Regions from separate parts of the Homo sapiens genome. Here region 1 is linked to region 2. A link is an interaction called in ENCODE POLR2A ChIA-PET data of the cell type or tissue named here. Cell type or tissue: PC-9. All regions are shown on one strand. Links, peaks and the distances in the headings refer to the core of each region. The heading gives the core; the rest is flanking DNA.

Region 1 (5,381 bases), core at 132-5,131, 430 kb after region 2:
AACAAAGAGAAAAGTAGTAACTTTGGAATGGAAAAAATCTTGCAGATATGTCCTTGACCAACTGATCAAATTAACATCACCAAAAATGAGACAAATCAGTATTCTGTGGTATTCCTGCCAAAAATGTATAACTTGAATCTGATCATGAATAAACATCAGAAATATTCAAATTCAGGGGCATTTTGCAAAAATAAATGGTCTGTGCACTTCAAAACTATCAATGCCATGACACACCAAAAAGGGGGGAAATCCAGATTATCAGGAACTAAAAACAAAAACAAGGAAAGGAAATGAAATGCAAACCTGAATTGGTTCCGGTATGGGGTGTGGAGTGTGTGTGCAGGGGGAGCGGGGGCGCCTGCTCTAAAAGACAATATTGGGACACTGGTGAACTTTTTTTTTTTTTTTTTTTTTTTGAAGACAAGGTCTCACTGTCTCCCAGGCTGGAGTGCAGTGGTGCAATCACAGCACATTGCAACTTTAAACTCCTGGGCTCAAGGGATCCTCCGGCCTAAACCTCCCGAACAGCTGGGACTATAGGCACATGCCACTGTGTCTGGCTAATTTTTTAATTTTTTGTAGAGACAGGGTCTCACTTGTTGCCCAGGCTGGTCTTTAACTCCTGGGCTTAAGTGATCCTCTCGCCTCAGGTTCCCAAAGCGCAGGAATTACAGGTGTGACCCACCCTGCCCAGTTGCAAAATTTTAATAAGGTTTATATATAATAGCATTTTATCAGTGTTAAATTTGAATTCTATAATTATACTGTGAAAAAAATAAATGAATATCTCTGTTCTTAGGAAATTTACATTGAAGTATTTAGTGTGAAGGTGTAAAATATTTAGAGATGAAGCCAAAAAGGCAGTTCAAGGAAAATGGCATGGTTCAATCCAAATAGAAATATAATACTAATAACAATACAGAAAGCCAGCTATAATGGCTCACATCTATAATCCCAGAAACTCTGGAGGCTACCTGAGACAACCTGCCAGGAGGGTCACTTGAGTCCAGGAGTTCAGGGCTGGAGTGAGCCATGATCGCACCACTGCACTCCAGCCTGGGTGACAGAGAGAGATCTCATATGTATTTACATGCATATACATGTATAGGTATATGTACACATATATGTATATGTATAGATATATACATATATACATATATAATTTAAAAAGATATGGAAACCCATATATTATTCAAGGTAGAAGCCAAACAGGTAACAGAGAATCTGAAAAGGAAACAATCCCAAGCAACTATCACGAGAATCATCAAGAGAAACACCTTGCTGAGAGCCCAGTGCACATCCCAGGAGGAAGAAACCCAGGCTTCACAGCCAGGTGCAGGAAAAGCCTTGCTCAGCACAGCCACTTTCTCCTTCTCTCTCAGAATCCTCTGCCTTTCCCCAGATACCTCCTTTCTTCTCCTCACCTCTTTCTGCGATCTACTTGTGCTCACTAAATCTACTTGTACTCAATACAGTTCTAGTTTCCCTATAATTTTTTTAAAAAGTGAAATATTTAAACTTCTTTTGCAAATTAAGCATTTATTTGTATGTATGCGTCTTTATCAATGACTCCTACGTGCCTGAATTTAAACATTTACTAACATTTTTCATATCATACAAGGCAACTAAAAGCTCGTAGTATTCTCAGCATGTAACTTGGTTTATTGCCATAAGTCCCAAAATTAATCTGTAGCACTTCTAAAACTGTAATCTCTATTTCTAGCCTCCTCGCTTGATGAGCTAATCTTTATACCCATAATTTTCCTTCATAGCTTTATATACATTAAAAACTTGTGTTTTACTTACTTCCAGATTAGAATGCTCATTGTGACAGGTATGATACTTCAAATGCCACACTATGGTAAACTTCACAGGCCCAGAACAATGGAATGACTTAACTGTTTAGAAAAAGAAAGTCTTGTTTTACATGAATAATACATACACTCTAATATAAACTTAAGGTTTTGAGAATGCAATTAAAAATAGGCTACTTTAATGTAACAATGAGTAAAACATTAGCTAATTTCTCCAAAAAGTCACTGTAAAGTGAGACAGATAAATTCATTAAATTGTTACAGTTAACCAAAAGCTGCTGTAATACTGCTCATTTCACGTATAAGTCTAAAATTAAATAAACTGAGTGGCCTGATATGCTAAGTCACTGCTTATTTCACTCTCAAACATTTTTCTCACTCACATATTCATTCAAAATATACTGAGTGAGCCCCATCCTGTGTGCCATCCTGTGAGCTATGATGGTAAACAAGAACAATGCCTGTCTATGACTTAAGAGGTACTGGAGGAGTGAGTTTTAACAACTAAACAGGCACTCTCAGTAGTCCCAGAGGCTGAGAATAGTCAAGGGAGCACTGAGCAGGTCACCTATCATAGCCCAGGAGAGCATGAAGAATGGGTTCTGGGTAAGCTTGCTGGAGGAGGAGACCTGTAACTTGAAGGAAGAGCAGAAGTTAGCCTGGTGAAGAGAAGGGTGGACCAAACATGTAAATGCCCAGGGTGAGTGAAAGCACAGCATGAGTATGACCCCTGAAAATAGTCTGCTATGCTTAGAACACAGGCTGGGGAAAGGAGAAAGAGTTGAAGCTGGAGAAGAGTGCTGGGGAAAATTCATGAGGTCTTAGACCCTGCTGAGGAGTTTGGCCTTTCTTTTGAATGATCCAGGTAAGAGAGTGACACAAATAGGCAGACTGAAAAGCATTAAGTCTGGAGTTAAGGAGAGCTCTGTTGGGAACGTCCTCACGACATGGCAGCTGGCTTACCCCAGAGTGAGTGATTAGAGAGAGCAAAGATGCAGCCACAGTATCTTTTATAACTTAGCCTCAGAAGGGATGTGCCATTATTTCCACCATGCTCTATCAGTCACTCAGACCAACTCTGATAAAATGTGTTAGAGGACCACACAAGATCATGAATAACAGGAAGCAAGGATCACTGGGAGACATCTCAAAGGCTGATAATGACAAAGAGCGAAACCAAACTGAGACCAGAGATTCAAGTTCAACAAACTGAGGCTGGTAGATTTTCTGGGGGACAGTACCCAAGAGATGGAAGCTACATAAAGAGAAAGAGAAATCTGCATAGTGATCCCCTGGAGTTTCTGGCTGAAGGGCAGCCTGCCCATGCATAGGAACAAGCCCAACAATTCTCAGAGCTCACACAGAGTTGGGAACTGTTTGAGTTTCCACTAGCCAGAGTGGAAAGGCCTCAGTAAATATACCAGGTATTTGGAAGACAAGCAGAAAGACCACACCACAGAAGCACTGTTAAGTTTGCCCTAGACAAAAGGCTACTGCAGAACCATCCTAAAAGAACTTAACAAGAAAACTGGAAAGCATCAAACTGACCCACAAGGAACTTAAATGTCTGCTAGAACAAAGTTGTTAAAGGACTACAACGTCCTCCAGCACTCAAAAATGTGAAATTCACAATATGCACCGACCAAACAAACAAAAAGCCTGCTTGGATTTTGGCTGGGATTAAACTGAACTTATAGATCAATCTGGGAAGAACTGACAGTATGATGTTTGCTACAGATTTTTCATAGATGCCTTTTATCAGGTTGAGGAAGTTTCCTTCTATTTCTAACTTTCTTTGAGTTTCTATCATGAATGGGTGTTGAATTTTTTTCAAATGCTCTTTCTGTATACTTTGAGATGATCATATGGTTCATTTCTTATATTCTGTTAATATGGTGAATTACATTGAGATATTTTTTAGCACAGGCTCCACATGACTTGAATGAGACAGCAGAAGAGAGGTTGCCTTAAAAAAGCCAGATATCTGATCTCCCAAACAGCATCGACATATATCCAAGGGACCAGTCCTTAGCTTAACAAGCACTAAAATCTGGCTCTGTGAAAACACAGATTCTCATCTCACCCTTTCCCAATGGTAGATGTGTACATTAGAATGCTCAATTACTCACTTTCATGATTACCATGTAGATGTATAAATTAGAATACTCAATTACTCACTTACAATGAACAGAAACCGTAAACTGGACTAGTAATGATCAACTCTTTCCCTTCAGCATGCCTCCCTGGAGGCCCAATACGGATGAGAAGGTGGTTTGGTGAGCATGGCACCAGACCAAGGAGGCTCAGGTGGATGCTATATCCACAACTGCCAGCCCCATGTCATAGCTGTGGTCATGGTTCAAGAAAACCTCTCCCCCAACAATGCTGTTGGACATGACCAGCATTTGCCTGACTAAACCCTAGTTTTATTATGCTTTTGCTCTTAAATCCCTCATGCTGTCCCATTCTTTCTTTAGATAAGTTAATAACAACGTCTTGATTGTAGTCTACTCATATGTTGATCTCAGGCATTTGTAATGATTTTTAAAAATCAAATTCTGTTTCAGTGGCTGACGTTACTTTTTTTTCCATATAACTTTTTGTCAGCACCAGACTGAGATTCTTTTAAATCCTTTGTCTAGACTTTGAGACATGAATTCATTAAATAAACAGATGCCAAAATTTTTTTCTCTCTCACCTTGGACTTCAATTTCCTCTTACCAAGCTCTTATCACAACTGATGATTGATATTACAGAGCTGCTTGAAACCACCTCTGCTTTCTAGCTGCTGGCTAGCCTGACTTCCCTCAGGAAAGACCCATAAAAGGAAGAATTGCCCCCAACAAATGAGCAGAGCATGATCTGTTGTGTGAAAGGAAAGAGGCATGACTTTGGATCCTGTAGAAGCCAGTTTGCTCTACCCAGCAAAAAACTGCTCCTTATCCTGAGACTTTAACTCTGGCAACCAATTTTCCTAGTTAGGTTACTGGAAACAATAAGAGGAATTGGGCCACAATGAATACGATCCAATGAAAATCCAGTGAAATTCTTAAAAAACCTTGGTAGTTCTGGTATCTCAGTATTGACACAGAAAAGACAGGCCCTACCTAATGAATATTTTAACTTTTATCAACCTTAAAACTCTAATTAAAATGTTGTCCAGCAATTTTTACTTCTTACGAGGATATGTACGTTTTGAAAATTTTCAAGGCCATAAAGGGTTTATCACAATCATGACATTTCATATATTCGTAAAAGCAATTTATCTAGTTTTAAAAATCTGAGACTCAAAGTTAAATTTCACAAAAAACAAATTTTTTTTGTTCGTCTATTAGACTTTAATTATAATTTTCATAAAATGATTCACATTACATTTTCTGAAAGAAGATCAGAAAAATCCATTCTTGTGGGCCATGCACAGTGGCTCATGCCTGTAATCCCAGCACTTTGGGAGGCTGAGGTGGGTGGATCACCTGGGGTCAAGAGTTGGAGGCCAGCCTGGCCAACATGGTGAAACCCCATCTTTACTAAAAATACAAAAATTAGCTGGGCGTGGTGGCGTTCGCC
Region 2 (5,381 bases), core at 217-5,216:
GGTCCAGGGATCACCAGGTGTCCTCACAGTGGCCATTCTGACTCCAATCCCAAACCCACAGGAGAAGGGATGTCTATTTCCTCTTCCAAATCCGTCATTTACCATTGGAACCACACTAGGGGGCAGTAGTTGAGAAAAGGTCACAAGAGGGGAGAGAGAAGTAGGTGAGATACCTGACTTGTGGCAAGAGTCCAACTCTCCCCCTTTCAGGGATACCAGTTGAGGCCTTCCTGTCTCATCGCTGGTGGAAAAGAAGGTGAGGTCCCTTCGACCCGGAACAGAAATGAGTACCAATGGCTAGATGTCTTCCAAGGCAATACAAGAAGTGAGTTCAAAATGGAATGGTTTTTTTTTTAATTTTTGAGAAGGAGTCTTGTTCTGTCACCCAGGCTGAAGGTGCGATCTCAGCTTACTGCAAGCTCCACTTCCCGGGTTCACGCCATTCTCCTGCCTCAGCCTCCCGAGTAGCTGGGACTACAGGCACCCGCCACCACACCCAGCTAATTTTTTGTATTTTTAGTAGAGACGGGGTTTCACCGTGTTAGCCAGGATGGTCTCAATCTCCTGACCTTGTGATCCGCCCGCCTCGGCTTCCCAAAGCGATGGGGTTACAGGCAGTGAGCCACTATGCCCAGCCAGAATGGTTTTATAAAGAGCGTATGAGGGCATTAACATAGACAGAGATTGTTTATGTGTTCATTACATTGGGAACTGCCTCTATTTTCAGCCTGAGTTAACATTATAAACCTTACCCCTTACATGCATTCATTCAACATATATTTGTTGACTGCCTATGAGGAAGGTACAAGGATGAATAAGACAGAATGTCTGTGTTTGTGTGAAGCCTACAGAATAATAGGAGAGATGGACAGAGAAGTAGTATAGTGCCAGGAAAAGGTTAATGTCAGGAGGTAAATGAGGCAGGGGAAAGGGAAAGAAAGCAATGGACACGGAGGCTATTTTAGATTAGAAAAGCCTTCCCTGAGGAGCCAGCAACTGAGGTAAGAGAAACAAAACAATCCATGTAAGCACATTCTAGGTACAGAGACAAGTTTGGAATATTCGAGAGATACTAGGCAGTCTTTGTGTCTACAGTGCAGAGAGCAAAGCTGAGGATAGAAGGAGATGAGATCAGAGATATGGGCAAATGTCAAATGGTGCAGGCTACCATTAGGAATCCGGAGTTCATTCTAATTGCATTAGGAAGCCAGCTGGTAAGTCTTAAGTAGGAAGTAACATGATTAGATTTACGTTTTGAAAACATTATTGTCTGGAAGGAGAACTGGTTGAGAGCAGGCTCGGCAGTTACACACAGTAAAAAGAATGGGGGTTTTGATTTAGAGGGGAAGCAGGGGAAACGGCAAGAAATAGTCTATTCAGAATATATTTTGAAGGTAGAGCTAGCAAGAATTGCTAATGCATTAGGAGTAGATTGTAAAGAATACAGTAGTCAAGGATGAATCCTAGGTTTTAAGCTTCAGAGACTGAGTGAATAGTGGGATCATATACTAAGTGGAAAGCGTGAAGGAGGAGCAGGCTGGCGTGGGCAAAGTTGGGAAGGAAATGAAAAGTTCTGTATCAGATGTGTTCAGTTTGAAATGCCTTTTAGAGATGGTGAGGGTGTCAATGGATCTAGAGCTTAAAGGAAAAGACCATACTGGAGATAGACATTTAGAAGGCATCAGTACATAGATGGGTATTTATAACTATGTAACTAGACACGGTCTCAACCTTCGATGATTCAGATTAAAATAGGGTCATTCATCTAAATACATCACAATAGCAACTTACCAGGAATAGAGAAGGGGACAGCAGTGCCAACTCACCTTTGGCACCGGCTGATGACTTTGCAATCCAAACGTTGCCCTCTCCATCCTCTTTCTTTCTGTTATAAGAGGCGAGAAAGAATTCTCTTTCATCTGTCCTTGAGTTACTGATTGGTGGCTGAATTCCATTCTGTGCTGGAGCAACTGGAGTCTTGAGATTGGTTGGATAAATCACATAAGATTCAGGGAACCATGTGCAGGACTCAGCCAGTTCAGGGCTTGTCTTGATTAGCCTGGCAGATGACAGAAGAGGATCAGCCTCCCTTCTTAGTGCACTTTGTCACTCCCTTCAGAAAGGCCACTCCTTTCCCCCAGAGACTTTCCGGGAGGCAAAGCATGACTCAGTCTTCTAACATCTCTATTTGCTCTTAGTCTCCCTGGACAAAGCTCAAATGCGTTATTGGGGAGCGCACAGCTGTTAGATGCAACCTGAAAGGCATACCCCAATTAATTCAAAAGGCTTAATGTCCAACACTTATGCTCCTTTTAAAATGCATCTCTAATGAAACTTAACCGGACACAATCCTGAGCCGATATCTTTTCAACAAATATGTTGTTGAACCATACCCATACTAAAAAAATGAAATGGGGAAGAGAGGAAAATTTAAGTAGCAAAAAGACTATCCTGGCCCAACTCTCTATGGGAGAAAAGGCTACGTAGGAATCTGAATTATCTAAAGACTTTTTAAAGCTCTTGCTTTTAGCTCAGGCTGGCTTTGGTGACAGAATAAAAAAGGTATTTTTCTAACGGAACATAGGACACCAGTGGTCATAGTGAAATATACCTCCTGCTCCCCAAATACCATAACACCACAGAAGATAAAGTCAGGCAAGGCACTTAGCACACAGGGGCTTCCCTCTGCATCTACTCTGCAATCAGACCCCTGGAGCTAGAGGCACTGGCATCACATTTCACAAATTAGGAACTGGGTCATGGAGAAGTAAACTTCCTGAGATCATAAAGGTAGTGAGGACCAGCCAACATGCAGGCCCGAACTCCCAAGTCTTTTTTTTTTTTTTAACAGCTCAAGCTACTACAAAACCCCCAAGTCTTAACTGGAAACCTGCTCTTACTCCCCAGGAATCAGAGACAGGGAGGAACCTGCCCACAGACATGCACTGGCCTTCCCTGAGCTGTGCTCCCTCTTCTGTTTAGAACAGAACTGTTCATGCCAAGTCCATGTTAAGATTCACCTACAAAACCCAGTCTGTGAACAAATGGTGGAAATAACGACATTGTAGATAGATATTAAAAACAAATTTATTTTAAAGCGTAAGGGAAAGAACTGAAAAGCTACTTGAACTTGAAGGAACAAAATAAATAAATTTTTAACTCACTGAAAGTTCAACTCCGTATCTGCATTGTCCCATCCAGTGGTCACTAGCCAACCACAAGTGGCTACTGAGCATTTGAAATGTAGTCAGTGTGACTCAGGAACTGAATTTAAAGTTTAATTTTTTATTTTATTTTTATTTTTTTTATTTGAGACGGGGTCTCAGTCTGTCTCCCAGGCTGGAGTGCAGTGGTGCGATCCTGGCTCACTGCAACCTCTACCTCCCGGGTTGAAAACGTTCTCCCACCTCAGACTCCCGAGTAGCTGGGATTACAGACGCCCGTGACCACACCCAGCAAATTTTTTTTTTTGGAGATGGAGTCTCGCTCTGTCGCCCAGGCTGAAGTGCAGTAGCGCGACCTCGGCTCACTGCAAGCTCTGCCTCCTGGGTTCACGCCATTCTCCTGCCTCAGCCTCCCAGTAGCTGGGACTACAGGTGCCCACCACCACGCCCAGCTAATTTTTTTGTACTTTTAGTAGAGACGGGGTTTCACCGTGTTAGCCAGGATAGTCTCGATCTCCTGACCTCGTGATCCACCCGCCTCGGCCTCCCAAAGTGCTGGGATTACAGGCGTGAGCCACCGCGCCCGGCCCACACCCAGCTAATTTTTGTATTGTTAATAGAGACAGGGTTTCACCATGTTGGCCAAGCTGGTCTCAAACTCCTGACCTCAGGTAAACCACCCACCTCAGCCTCCCAAAGTGCTGGATTACAGGCATGAGCCACTGGGTCAGGCCTAAAATTTAATTTGCCTTTAATTTAAAAACGGATGCATTATAAAATATTTTTCCATTAAGCACAACTTTATTGATATGGTGAGATAATACTTCACTTTCTTGTTGTATCGCAGCATGCACGTCAGGGCCATGTGTCATTTCTAGTATCACACACAAACACATCGCTATTCTATTCAGGGACAATAGATTGATTCAGATCAAGTGATTTCTGTGCAGTGATGAAACATTATGATATGTTTACTATGCAGAGAGCATGAATTACAGTGCTAGCTACAAATACCACAATTGGGACTAAGGTGAAATAGAATTTCTTCCTAGTTAAAAAAATATTTGGACAAAAATTTAAATTTAAAACGAAGGCATACTACTGACGTGGAATTGAGTAGGGACACAGAAGCTAGAACTATGACAAGGACAGTAAGAGATTTAAAAAAAAAGAACTGAAAGGAGGTATGCCACAGATTCACAAGAAATGGTGACTGCAATAGGCTATGGTAAAAGTAAAATGAAAAAACGGTTGTGTAAAGGAGACATTTTTAGCAAATACATAATAAACTTGATAAGTATTTTCCTCTCAATGCTCAAAAAAATTAATGAAACTAGTGGCTAAAATCACAATATCCAACACATTTTTTAAGCAAATGTTTTACAGAGTCTGGGTTTATAATTTTGGGCAACTATAAAATGGCTTGGATTCTTACACAAAAAGAAAACCATTTTAGATGCAAATGTAGTTTTAAAAAACTATTTTAAGGAAAAGACTTAAAAATATAATTTACAAAAAATGAACAATCTTCAGCTGAGTCACAATTGCCCACAGACTACAAAACCTTTCTAACAATATCAAAGATTGACTCAAAATTTGAAAAATATTAAGTATTTTTCTTTAGCTTTAGGTGAACTGTGTGACATAAAAGATGCTGTCCAATTAATACTTTGGGTGTTTTGCCTCAAAGGATTTCCAAATGTATGATAAAATGCTGTCAAATTGCAGCTTAAAAAATATCAAACTCAGCCGGGAGTGGTGGCTCACGCCTATAATCTCAGCACTTTGGGAGGCTGAGGCAGGCGGATCACAAGGTCAGTAGATCAAGACCATCCTGGCTAACGCGGTGAAACCCTATCTCTACTAAAAATACAAAAAATTAGCCGGGTGTGGTGGCAGTTGCCTGTAGTCCCAGCTACTCGGGATGCTGAGGCAGGAGAATTGCTTGAACCCGGGAGGCGGAGGTTGCAGTGAGCTGAGATCGTGCCACTGTACTCCAACCTGGGTGACAGAGTGAGACTCCAACACACACACACACGCAAACTCATAGTATAGATATTTTAAAATCTCTTACATCTGTCACAGAATTTTACCTACATGCAAAAAATTTCTTTCTATCATGACAGATAGGACTTCAGTTAGGTTGTATTAAAATATGGATTTATGGCTGGGCACAGTGGCTCACTCCTGTAATGCCAGCAGTTTGGGAGGCCGAGG

What was found. ChIA-PET counts read pairs that join two places held together with the same protein. Peaks named below come from ENCODE experiments on the same cell type or tissue, not always from the same donor. Only the 100,000 strongest peaks of a DNase experiment are listed, where the experiment ranks them.
Region 1: POLR2A ChIA-PET joins it to region 2 with 6 read pairs; 3 of 35 experiments call an interaction of 5 or more read pairs at or near these places.

What each region holds. Positions count from the first base shown.
Region 1 is chr2:112,060,679-112,066,059 of GRCh38, reverse strand. TMEM87B (transmembrane protein 87B) reads right to left here. Exons shown (of 19, transcript NM_032824.3): 3 at 1,807-1,898. Among named protein-coding and RNA genes, the nearest start is that of TMEM87B, 8.1 kb to the right of the region's middle. RefSeq lists a silencer at 5,272-5,381. In PC-9, for the core only: no CTCF peak of the experiment used is centred there; no DNase peak of the experiment used is centred there; H3K27ac peaks cover 927 bases.
Region 2 is chr2:112,490,821-112,496,201 of GRCh38, reverse strand. TTL (tubulin tyrosine ligase) reads right to left here. Exons shown (of 7, transcript NM_153712.5): 3 at 1,827-2,059. Among named protein-coding and RNA genes, the nearest start is that of TTL, 11 kb to the right of the region's middle. In PC-9, for the core only: no CTCF peak of the experiment used is centred there; a DNase peak (open chromatin) is centred at 2,141.